Linked DNA regions of Homo sapiens: region 2 is linked to region 1. The links are chromatin contacts, found by Hi-C or POLR2A ChIA-PET in ENCODE. All regions are on one chromosome and are shown on one strand. The core of a region is the stretch at or near the end of the contact, and the rest is flanking DNA. Distances in the headings are between cores, read along the strand shown.

The links. Hi-C counts contacts between places; a loop is a spot of excess contacts on that map. ChIA-PET counts read pairs that join two places held with the same protein, here RNA polymerase II (POLR2A). Pooled maps may share reads with other maps.
Region 2: a pooled map shows a loop between it and region 1 (3-fold over the local background). The contact joins the promoter of XK here to the promoter of PRRG1 in region 1. A Hi-C loop is called at or near these places in 2 of 50 pooled maps. POLR2A ChIA-PET finds 5 or more read pairs at or near these places in 2 of 52 experiments (AG04450 and HEK293T).

Annotation. Positions count from the first base shown.
Region 1 is chrX:37,345,775-37,350,678 of GRCh38, forward strand. It overlaps PRRG1 (proline rich and Gla domain 1), which reads left to right and starts at 3,590. Exons shown (of 4, transcript NM_001142395.2): 1 at 3,590-3,621. RefSeq lists enhancers at 3,386-3,897, 3,898-4,408.
Region 2 is chrX:37,684,422-37,689,356 of GRCh38, forward strand. XK (X-linked Kx blood group antigen, Kell and VPS13A binding protein) reads left to right here and starts at 1,370. Exons shown (of 3, transcript NM_021083.4): 1 at 1,370-1,785. The coding sequence starts at 1,541. It overlaps LANCL3 (LanC like family member 3), which reads left to right. Exons shown (of 5, transcript NM_001170331.2): 5 at 1-42. RefSeq lists a silencer at 1,112-1,491 and enhancers at 1,161-1,672, 1,673-2,182.

The DNA.
Region 1 (4,904 bases), core at 2,340-4,839:
GATTAGTGTGAGAGATTTGATTTGCAAGTCATTAATATTGACTTGACATCAGTCAAGAAGAGAACTGGATTTATACCTAACTGGTATGTCTAAGGGAGACTTGGACTATTGGATGAAGATTAGGCTGAGATAATTTATGAGGCCTTTTCTGGGCCTTTGAGTAACTATAAAGTGAAAGGAGGAGTGGAATAATATGGGGTAACTGGGAGATGGATGCTGGTGAAGTAGACAGAAGATCTGGAATACCAATTCTAAAAGTCTGGTTCTTAAGCCTGCCTTATTTATTTAACAAAAAACATATCAGAAAAAAAGTAATTGGAGGAAAGTTAAGCTCTCATCCTACATTAATTAGAATATTTTATGGTTTATGCAAGAGAAATTAACTTGAGCTAGCTTCAGCAAAATAAGATACCTTCTTATGAGGATTCAGTGGTTCCTCATAGAAGCCAATGATAAGAATGCCATTGTAACTATGAGGCAGACAACCATTGAGGATCCAGGCTCAGCTGCACTGTGTCTACCTCTTTCTGTTTCTCCCCTCTTCCATCCACTCCAGATTTGTTTTCCTAAGATTCTCCTTATGTTATAGTTCCTAAATTGACACATTATAGCTTCAGACACCCAGTGTTACCAATTCCCTGCTACTATTCTAAATCCCCAGGGAAGTTCTGTGGCCCAGCATGGGTGAGATGCTCCATCCTGATCCAGTTAATTCTGTGTGTGTTTAGAGGGGCCAAGGGACTCCAGGTCAATTAAATAATAATATCTGGGGATGGGATCCAGATATCAGTATTTTTTTTACAAGTGTTTCAGTTTGAAAAGCAGTGGCTTAGGCTTTGTTACTTTTATGTAAAGAAAGACTGTAGTAGGGATATTAATGCCCCCCAAAAGATATCCACATGCCAGTACCCAAAACCTGTGAAAATATGTTACATGGCAAAAGGGAATTAAAGTTACAGATATAATTAAGGCTGCTAATCATTTGCCCTTCAGATAGGGAGACTGTTTTGGATTATCTTAATGTGCCCAATATAATCAGAAAGGTCCTTACATGTGGAAGAGGTAGGCAGAAGTGTCAGTGTGTCAGAGTAATATTATTGTTGGCTTTGAAAATGGAATACAGCCATGAATGAAGGAATGTGGGAGGTCTCTAGAATGTGGAAAAGGCAAGAAAAAAGATTCTCCCAAAAAGTTTCCATAAAGGAACTCAACTCTGCTGACGCCTTGATTTTAGTCCAGTGTGACTCTTGTCAGACTTCCTCCAGGACCATAAGATAAATTTGTGTTGTTTTAAATCATGAAGTTTGTGGTAATTTTTGTACAGCAGCCACAGAAAACTAATACACAGACACTGTTAACCAGCTTTGTTAATACTTGAATACTTGGGGAGGCAGGGAGAGGGAGAGAAAGAGGGGTCAAAGGTAATTCCAAGGCTGTATTCCTTAAATACAGTTTCGATGGTGGACATCTTTTTTTTTTTGTCTGTCCATTGCCTGTCTCTTCTGAAAACGGCATCTCCCCCTTACTGTTTGTTTTCATTTAGAAATTTTTCTCTTTATTTTTTTTTCTTTAACCATGTGGTTCTAATTGGGTCCCATTCTTATGTCACATACGCATTTTCTCTTCAGGAGTGGTTACGGTACTCAATTCTACCCAATCAGATGTTTTAACTGTTGCTTTAAAAACTGGAAGTGAGAGAAGAGAGATACTTTCTCTCTGGTAGGAACTTGGTAGGTGTGAGCAACTTGTAACAGGCTACGGTGCCAAACCAGCAGAACATGACTTTGAGATGTTCTGTTAGAATGACCCTGTCTGTATTGAGAGCCTGAGCTGGAATTCAAAGCATTCCTGTTGCTGGTTCCATTTAATCCTATGGCCAATCATAGACCTACCCTTTCACAACTTGGGTTACACAATAACTTCCTGTTTTTGCCTGATCTACTTCAATCTAGTTTTTGTCATTTCAACCAAAATATCCTGAAAAATTTAGACAAAAAAGAAAAAAATAATCAAGTGAAAAGTTTTAAAAAAACACATATGCACATTTATTAAGGATGCAAATCTTACTTTTATTAGCCTAGCAATTTTTTTAAGAACATGTATGTGAAATATTTTACTAGTGAAATGAATAGGACAAAGTCCTGCTTCCAGGCACTTACAGACTTACTAATCCTGCAAAATTTGTGCCTACATTACCAATATACCTTTTGGCAATATATCTCTCTACATCCTCCCTAGGCTTATTTGACAAGTGCAAGATAGAAATGAGTTCTAGAAAATCTGATTTGTAAAATATATGAATGGAAGACAAGAAAGGTTAAATGGAAGAATTTTGGGATATTCAGATCTTTAAGGGCAATCACCAAACTCTCCCATAAAATGCTCCCATCACAGTTAAAATGCTTGCTAGGAAAGACTATTGGTGTGGTCCTGTGGCAATTCTTTTATTCTTAATAAGCCAAATGTTTCTTAATTCCATCACAATTAAAGTAAAAAGAAGGGGAACTTAGTTTGGAATAAATCACTTCAGGTCCACAGCCCAATTCACTTTGGATTCACTCAGGCGTGTGTTTATTTTAATAGCTGATCTGAAAGCATGTGAGATGCCACAGCTGACCAGACTGTAAACAGAAAAGCATACAAGTTAAAACCAAGCACGCATGCAGCATGGAATAATAATCAAGCTAGACTCCTTATGATGCAAAATGCCAGAAAACCTCCAAGCATTAGGTCAAAGTTTACACAATAGCAAAAGCCTTTTATTCTGTTTCTTAGAGGGGCTTGTAGAAGTTTAAGATTCAAGTTCTAAGATAGCTCTACCTAAAAAGCGAGGTCAAAGATGGGTTTTCTTCTCAAGATATTTGGGTAAGTTTGTACAAGACGGTTTTTTTTTTTTTTTTTTTTTTTAGAAAAAGCAGATAGTTGTCACCAAGAGTTGTCCGGAAACAGTGGCAAGGGAATTATTCCTCAAGGAAAGTGCAATTCTCTGAGCTGTAACAGTGGACAATGGTCGAATAGTCACCAACCACGATCTGGGCTCACACATAGCAAAGAGGTATATTAACTAGGATGCCCTACACAGGCGGTCTGTGGATGAGAAATCCCTATGCCCCTCACTTCACCAGGGCTGAAGAGTACGCGATGAGGAGAAATGACTAGGAAAAGGAATAATGTGTGGTGAGGTATGTATGCGAAAGAGAAAAAGGCTGGCGGGGACCCGCGGTGGCTAGGAGAGACGTGGCGGCCCAACGGCTGACTACTTGGGCCCGCGCCGAGCCAGGCTTTCTCCACGGTGCGTGTGGGAGTGCACAGAGGGGCCTCGACGGCTTTTCTGTATGTGTTATAAATAAACCCCAATAGTGGAAAGCTCCAGCAGGATGCCCTGAGCCCTGGGTCTTCCCAGCAGAAGCGGTGGAGGATCCGCCCCTCGTTTCCCACCCCCGCGCCCCACCCTGTTCCCGCCCCTTCTCTCTTAACCCCGCCCCAGCCCAGCCCCCGCCTCTTTCCACCTCCCTTCCAGTCCGCTCCCGGTTCCTGGCTCCAGCTAGGCTCGGCAGAAATAGGAGCGCGCAGGCGCGACGTGCGGCTCGCAGAACGGCGAGTAGCGGAGCGGGACCCGCTGTGAGTGTGGCGGCCGCGCTGGGTTCCTAGCTGGGGAAACGTGATCCAGGCGAAGCGCCCCAGGAAGGATTGGGGTGTGTGGGGGTGACTTCGGTTCTGCGAGGAGAAACCCGTCAGATATGCGGTAGCGTTGGTAGCGACGCTGCCTGTGGGTGTCCGGCCAGGGCCGCGTGGGGAGCGGAGTGCGTGGTAGCGGGAGTGGGTGAGGGTGGGTATGACGAGAAAAAAAATTGAAGGAATGGGGTTTACAGGCTGGAAGTCCGCACACAGACTGGGCAGGACCGCGAGGCTTGCCAACGGTGCTGGAGGGTGTCCCAGCTTCAAGTTCAGTCCCCTGCTTGGTGCCCATGAGGGACGTCCCAAGCTCATCCCTTCCTCCAGCGCTGCTTTCTCTGGTGCAGAGTTGCTAGAAACATTCCCCGTCGGAGGGGAAAGGATTTGGAGGCGGTGGGCTGTCGGCCCGGGCTAGTCCCAAGGAGGGCGTGGCGTTCGTGTGACTTTCCTTTACCCACCCCCGGGAATGTGTCCCTCTTCTGATCCATTGTGCCCGTGGACATTTTAACAAAGGCTATGACTGTTTTGTAGGCAGTGGCGGGTGACAGTGGGAGGGGGTGCGTGCGAGGTCGGTCGCGGTGCGGCCCTGGGGGATGGGAGAGCGGGGGGAGGGGGAGGCGGCGTGGGGGGAAGTGAAAGGAAGAGAAACAGTCTTCCTGCTTCAGGTTTTTCCTTCTTCCTGGTCCGCTGAATTTGATCACTGGTAGGAACAGCCCCAAGAGGGATATGACTGGAAAGTAGTGTGTGCGCGTTTGGACTCTGGCTCCAGCCACTGGTTTTTGTGATTGTGCTGTGCAAGTATTTTCTACGAGTCCCTTTAGGAGAAAAGCGAAACTAATGGGATTTGAGAGGAAATAATTGAATGAAAGGATGAAGAGGTTGAGTGACAAAACTTAGAGCTTAATTATTTGTCTGTTGATGGTCATACTATAAAGCCAGACTTTGAAGGATGCGAAGGTGTTCAAGCCAGGGTAAGTGAAAAGTTGGTTAGGCTACTGTTGATTGTTTCAATCAAGAGTGGATTATTGGGCATGTGTGTGGATGTGCTGTCAAGATCTTGGGCCGACTCACTTTAGAACCTTTGAAAATAATATTAAGGATACAAAACATTAGGGCAAATATTGTAATATTGGATAAAGCTCCATATGCTTTCATTTTCAAACTTAGGGACTTTTATGAAAGATAGTATATGTGTTCCCAAGCATAGATGTTGATATTTTTACTCATTT
Region 2 (4,935 bases), core at 120-2,619, 340 kb after region 1:
TGTGATAATCCTTTGCCTTAAAATAAAATCTAATGCTAAATATTCAGTGTCCTGATTAATAATTCTAAGCTACCAATTTTTCCTTTAAAGCTAACCATGATGTCAAGTAAAACATTACACAAATACTCTGTGGAGTGTTGCTGCTGATTCTGTATTTGTGGCAGTGTATGTATCTTGGCCCAGGACATGGTGGCCTTCTGGGTTCTATAAATAGACATTAGTAATCCTTTTAGGGAAAGGGCCTGCTACCTCTCAGCTGCTGGCTGAATCTGCCCCTTAACTCATAAATGGATTTTCTCATGCCACATAAAAAACAGAAAAACAGCCCACCACATTCTCTCCCTGTACCTCTTTTTTGGTTTGATTCCTTTTGAATCTTTATATTCTATTTGTGTTTACATTATTTTCCTAAATAGAAAAATGCCAGAGATGCCTGAAGATTGAAATCACCCAATTTCAACAGGGGAAGAGATCTTATAATTATTTAAGTCTAATCCCTTTATGGAACCTGAGTTTCAGAAAGATTTAGTGACTTGATCGAGGTCTGAGGGACGGGGGTGGACTGAGTACATCCTGATATCAAGAAGATGGTGGAAAGTTCAATGGGCTAAAAGGAGTTGTGTTAGTCTTGGTATTGGCACACCAATAAGCAGAGGTCTGTCTTGGAATAAAAAAAACTACTTCCTTATTAGGCCCTGATCTTTGCCCTGAATTACTTACAGTTACAGAGGAATATATTTTGTAGGCAGTTTTTCTGGGAGGTAAGGACAGGTTCCTAGAGACGATCTTTGACGCCTTTTCACCACTGGAAGCAATGCTTCAGACCACTGTATTTGGAAGACAAAGGGACATGCTCACATGGCACAGTGAAAAGTGAAATCTTTTCCCACTTGGTGGTGGGTGCATGACAATATACTTGCACTTTGAAAAGCCTCTGTGTGGTCTGGTTATTTTTAAAAGGCCAGAAATGCTGGCCCTTTGAAGAATCACGCGTTTCCTCGGCCCAGAAAATAGACTGGGCTAGAAAGGCGCCCGGACTCCAATTCTGGGCCCGGGTGGTTGCAGTTTTTCAAAGGGATGTGAACGGTTTCCCAAGATAGGACCCAAGGGACTCTAGGACCCAGAGGCTGCGCGCGACGCCCGCAGGGCGAACTGCATCCTTTTGAGCTCCCGCTCCATGGCCTGAGCCGTCGTAGGGCGCGGGTTCGCGGCCCGCCAGGGGACGGTCACCACAGAGACGCAGCCGGCACTGGCGAGCGAGCGAGCAGGCGGCGCACGGAGCGCGTGGGCGTGTCCCGGCGGGGCTGCGCAGCTCGCCCCACCCCACCCCACCCCAGCCAGGTCGGCCGCCCCCACCAGGTCCAGTTCCAGAGCCCAGGCCGGTCGGCCGGGCCCGCGTGCCCTCGGCGGGCTGCGCAGAGCGCGGGAGCGGTTTGGGGCTGGGCATGCTGGGAGCCCCTCGGGCAACGGCCGCCGCCGCCACAGCCACACAGCCGCCGCCACTGCGTCCGTCCCCGGTGAGCGCCGCTGACGCGCGGAGATGAAATTCCCGGCCTCGGTGCTGGCGTCCGTGTTCCTGTTCGTGGCCGAGACAACGGCGGCGCTCAGCCTGAGCAGCACCTACCGCTCGGGCGGGGACCGCATGTGGCAGGCGCTGACGTTGCTTTTCTCGCTACTGCCTTGCGCGCTCGTGCAGCTCACGCTTCTCTTCGTACACCGCGACCTCAGCCGCGACCGCCCGCTCGTACTGCTGCTGCACCTGCTGCAACTTGGGCCCCTTTTCAGGTGCGTGCAGAAGCCCAGAGCCAGCCCCAGGCCGCAGCCTCGGTCCTGTAGCCTGATCTCCCCACCTGCTCGAGTGGAGGGAGGCGGTTTTCCTGTGGAGACAGGTGGCTGAGCCCCAAGCCGGTCCGCCATGCCCCTCAGCCCCATTATTCCAGTCAGGAACGCGACGAATCATGGCATAATGGTTATAAAGTTGGGGCACACTGAATTCCTGTTAGGTTCCGTCAAATGAAATAGCCAACATTCAACTGAAATTGACCAACAAAAATGGCAGTTTCTTGTGGTTCAACCTCATTAAAGACATTGGTTTCTCTGGGGTCAAGTAGGCTCTGACAGGATTGGCTTGTGTTGTCACAAACCCTTGGGAAGTGTGTTCTAAGCTGTGGTTACGGGGACAGCATGTACAGGTGATTTAATTTTAATTTATCAAACACATGGAGCTTACTGTGTGCCAAGCACTGTTCTAAAAGCTTTAACAGTATTTAATTCTCATAGGGAAGTCAAGAAATCCATGCACCATTCTTTTCTCTTGGTGGCGTTACGAATATTATGGGATATGGAAACATATGGGGTTCTAGAAATGTCTTCCGGCCCTGGCAAACTTATAAACGTAGCCATTAAAGCTGGTGCACAATGCACCATGAAAACAAAACTTGCTGTGTGTTAAGTAAAGAAAAACTGTTGGTGACATTTCTGGAAATTAATTTTTATTAACACAAAGCAAGTAGAAATACATGGTAATAAAACAGACTGGCTTATCTAAGGAGTTTAAAATGTGTTGTTTTAGTACCTTTCATCACTATAGGAAAAGCAAAACAAAGGCCGTCCATTTGGATTAGAAATAAGTTTATAATACTGAATTTTAGACATAGGCGACAGAGGAATTTGAAGAGATGGAAAGGCCAGAGAGACACCTCAGCTGCCAGAAAATTCAGCTAGCCCTACCAGGAAATCTCTCTCTCTCTCTCTCTCTTTCTCTCTCTCTCTTACACACACACACACACACACACACACACACACGCACACACACACATTGAGGAGCAAGATAAATTTTACAAAGTTATAATTTTTTTTTTTTTGAGACAAGGTCTTGCTTTATCAGCCAGGCTGGAGTGCAGTAGCAAGATCATAGCTCATTGCATCCTCCACCTCCTGGGCACAAGTGATACTCCTGCCTCAGTCTCCAGAGTAGCTAGGACTGCAGGCAAGCGCCATCATGCCTGGCTAATTTTCTTTTTTCTTTCTTTTTTTTTGTATTTTTTGTAGAGACAGAGTCTCCCTATGTTGCCCAGGCTGGTCTCGAGCTCTTGAGTTCCAGTGATCCTCCTGTCTGGGCCTCCTAAAGTTCTCTCTATGTTGCCCAGTATGGTCTGGAACTCCTGAGCTGAAATGATCCTCCTGCCCAGGCCTCCCAAAGTGCTGGAATTACAGGCATGAGCTACCACGCCTGGCCATAAAATTTTTGCACCTCATATTAAAGAAAACTGTTCCAGCTGACACACAAACTACTGACTTGTAGTTTGCACACAGTCACAGCAAACTTGGTGAACAAATTTCTCAGCCTCCAGAAGCTGCAGAATCCTAGAAAGGAAAATAAACAGGTACACTGGCAGGAGTGGGAGGTTGCTGCTGACTTCTTGATAGCTGGGGAAGAGTCTGGGGAAAAAGAAAGGGAGGGAGGGGAATTTTAAAAGTCCTGCAACCTGGAGCCATTTAGTGAGGAGAGAGTTAGTCCTTCCTAGCCAGGTAAGCCCTGTGGTCTGGACTGTATTCTTGCTCAGTAAAATAAGTGTGATCTGACTTTGGGCAGGGCACTTATCATTTCTTTCTTTCTTTCTTTCTTTCTTTCTTTCTTTTTTTTTTTTTTTTTTTGAGACGGAGTCTTGCTCTGTCGCCCAGGCTGGAGTGCAGTGGCGCGATCTCAGCTCACTGCAAGCTCCGCTTCCCAGGTTCACGCCATTCTTCTGCCTCAGCCTCCTGAGTAGCTGGGACTACAGGCGCCCGCCACCACGCCCGGCTAATTTTATTTTTTTGTATTTTTAGTAGAGACGGGGTTTCACCGTGCCAGCCAGGATGGTCTCAATCTCTTGACCTCGTGATCCGCCTGCCTCGGCCTCCCAAAGTGCTGGGACCACAAGCGTGAGCCACCGTGCCCGGCCTTATCATTTCTTAACATTATCTGTGAGAAGAAAACAGATAATGTTTAAGTGGAGTAACAGGAAAAAGGGGAACTGACATTTCTCAAAAGCTTCTTGTGCTAGATGGTTTGATATGTACTTACATGCCTCAATTCATTGAATCCTCACCATGACATAGACGTAATTGTCCCCATTTTGTAGGTGAAGAAAATGAGGCCTCAGACTATGTTCTCAAGCCTCCTTAAAAAGAGCTAATTATATTCCCTATGCTCAGTGGAAGAAAGCAGAGGACTGTGTAGTACATTCTATTAGTAGTTCCATTTTAAATTAAGAAAAAGTTTGGTCATCTTGGCAATCCAATAAATGATAATACCCTATCATTGCTGCCATTTAAAGTGTTTCTAAACACGAAGAGTAACCCAAGACAAAGCTAATGACATAATATATATAAAAACAGGATGACAAGTATAAACCTGAACTCAAGGAAACATACCAAGATGTTAAGAATAATAATTTCTGAATAGTGGGGTTATGAGTGATAATATCCTGGAAAATATATAAAACTATATAATAAAACAATTATCTACTTTTCTATATTTTTCAGTTTTTACCATAAAAATATTTTAACTTTATTAAGGAAAGAAAACTTTTGGTGCTTTGAAGAGATAACTTCTCAGCTATATATAAAGTTTCAACACTATAAAAAGACCTATTTCCAGAAAGTTCTGAATGGGCCATTGTCTTCTTGGAGCAAAAACAAAATAAAAGATAAAAAACAAAACAACAGGCAAACCCCTTCCATCAACAAGGAGTCACTGATTCTAATGCAGCTGATTTATTTCAAGGAGTTATTGGACCCATGACCTTAGAGCTGAGATACAAAATGTGGTTCCAAGTCTCTTAGCTTCCAGATTAAAAGAAAAGCAGTTTGTTCTTGTGTATTAGCCTGACTTAATATCTTACTGGAATTTCTTCCTGCTGACTGTTTGATTCTGTTTTAACTCTAAGACAT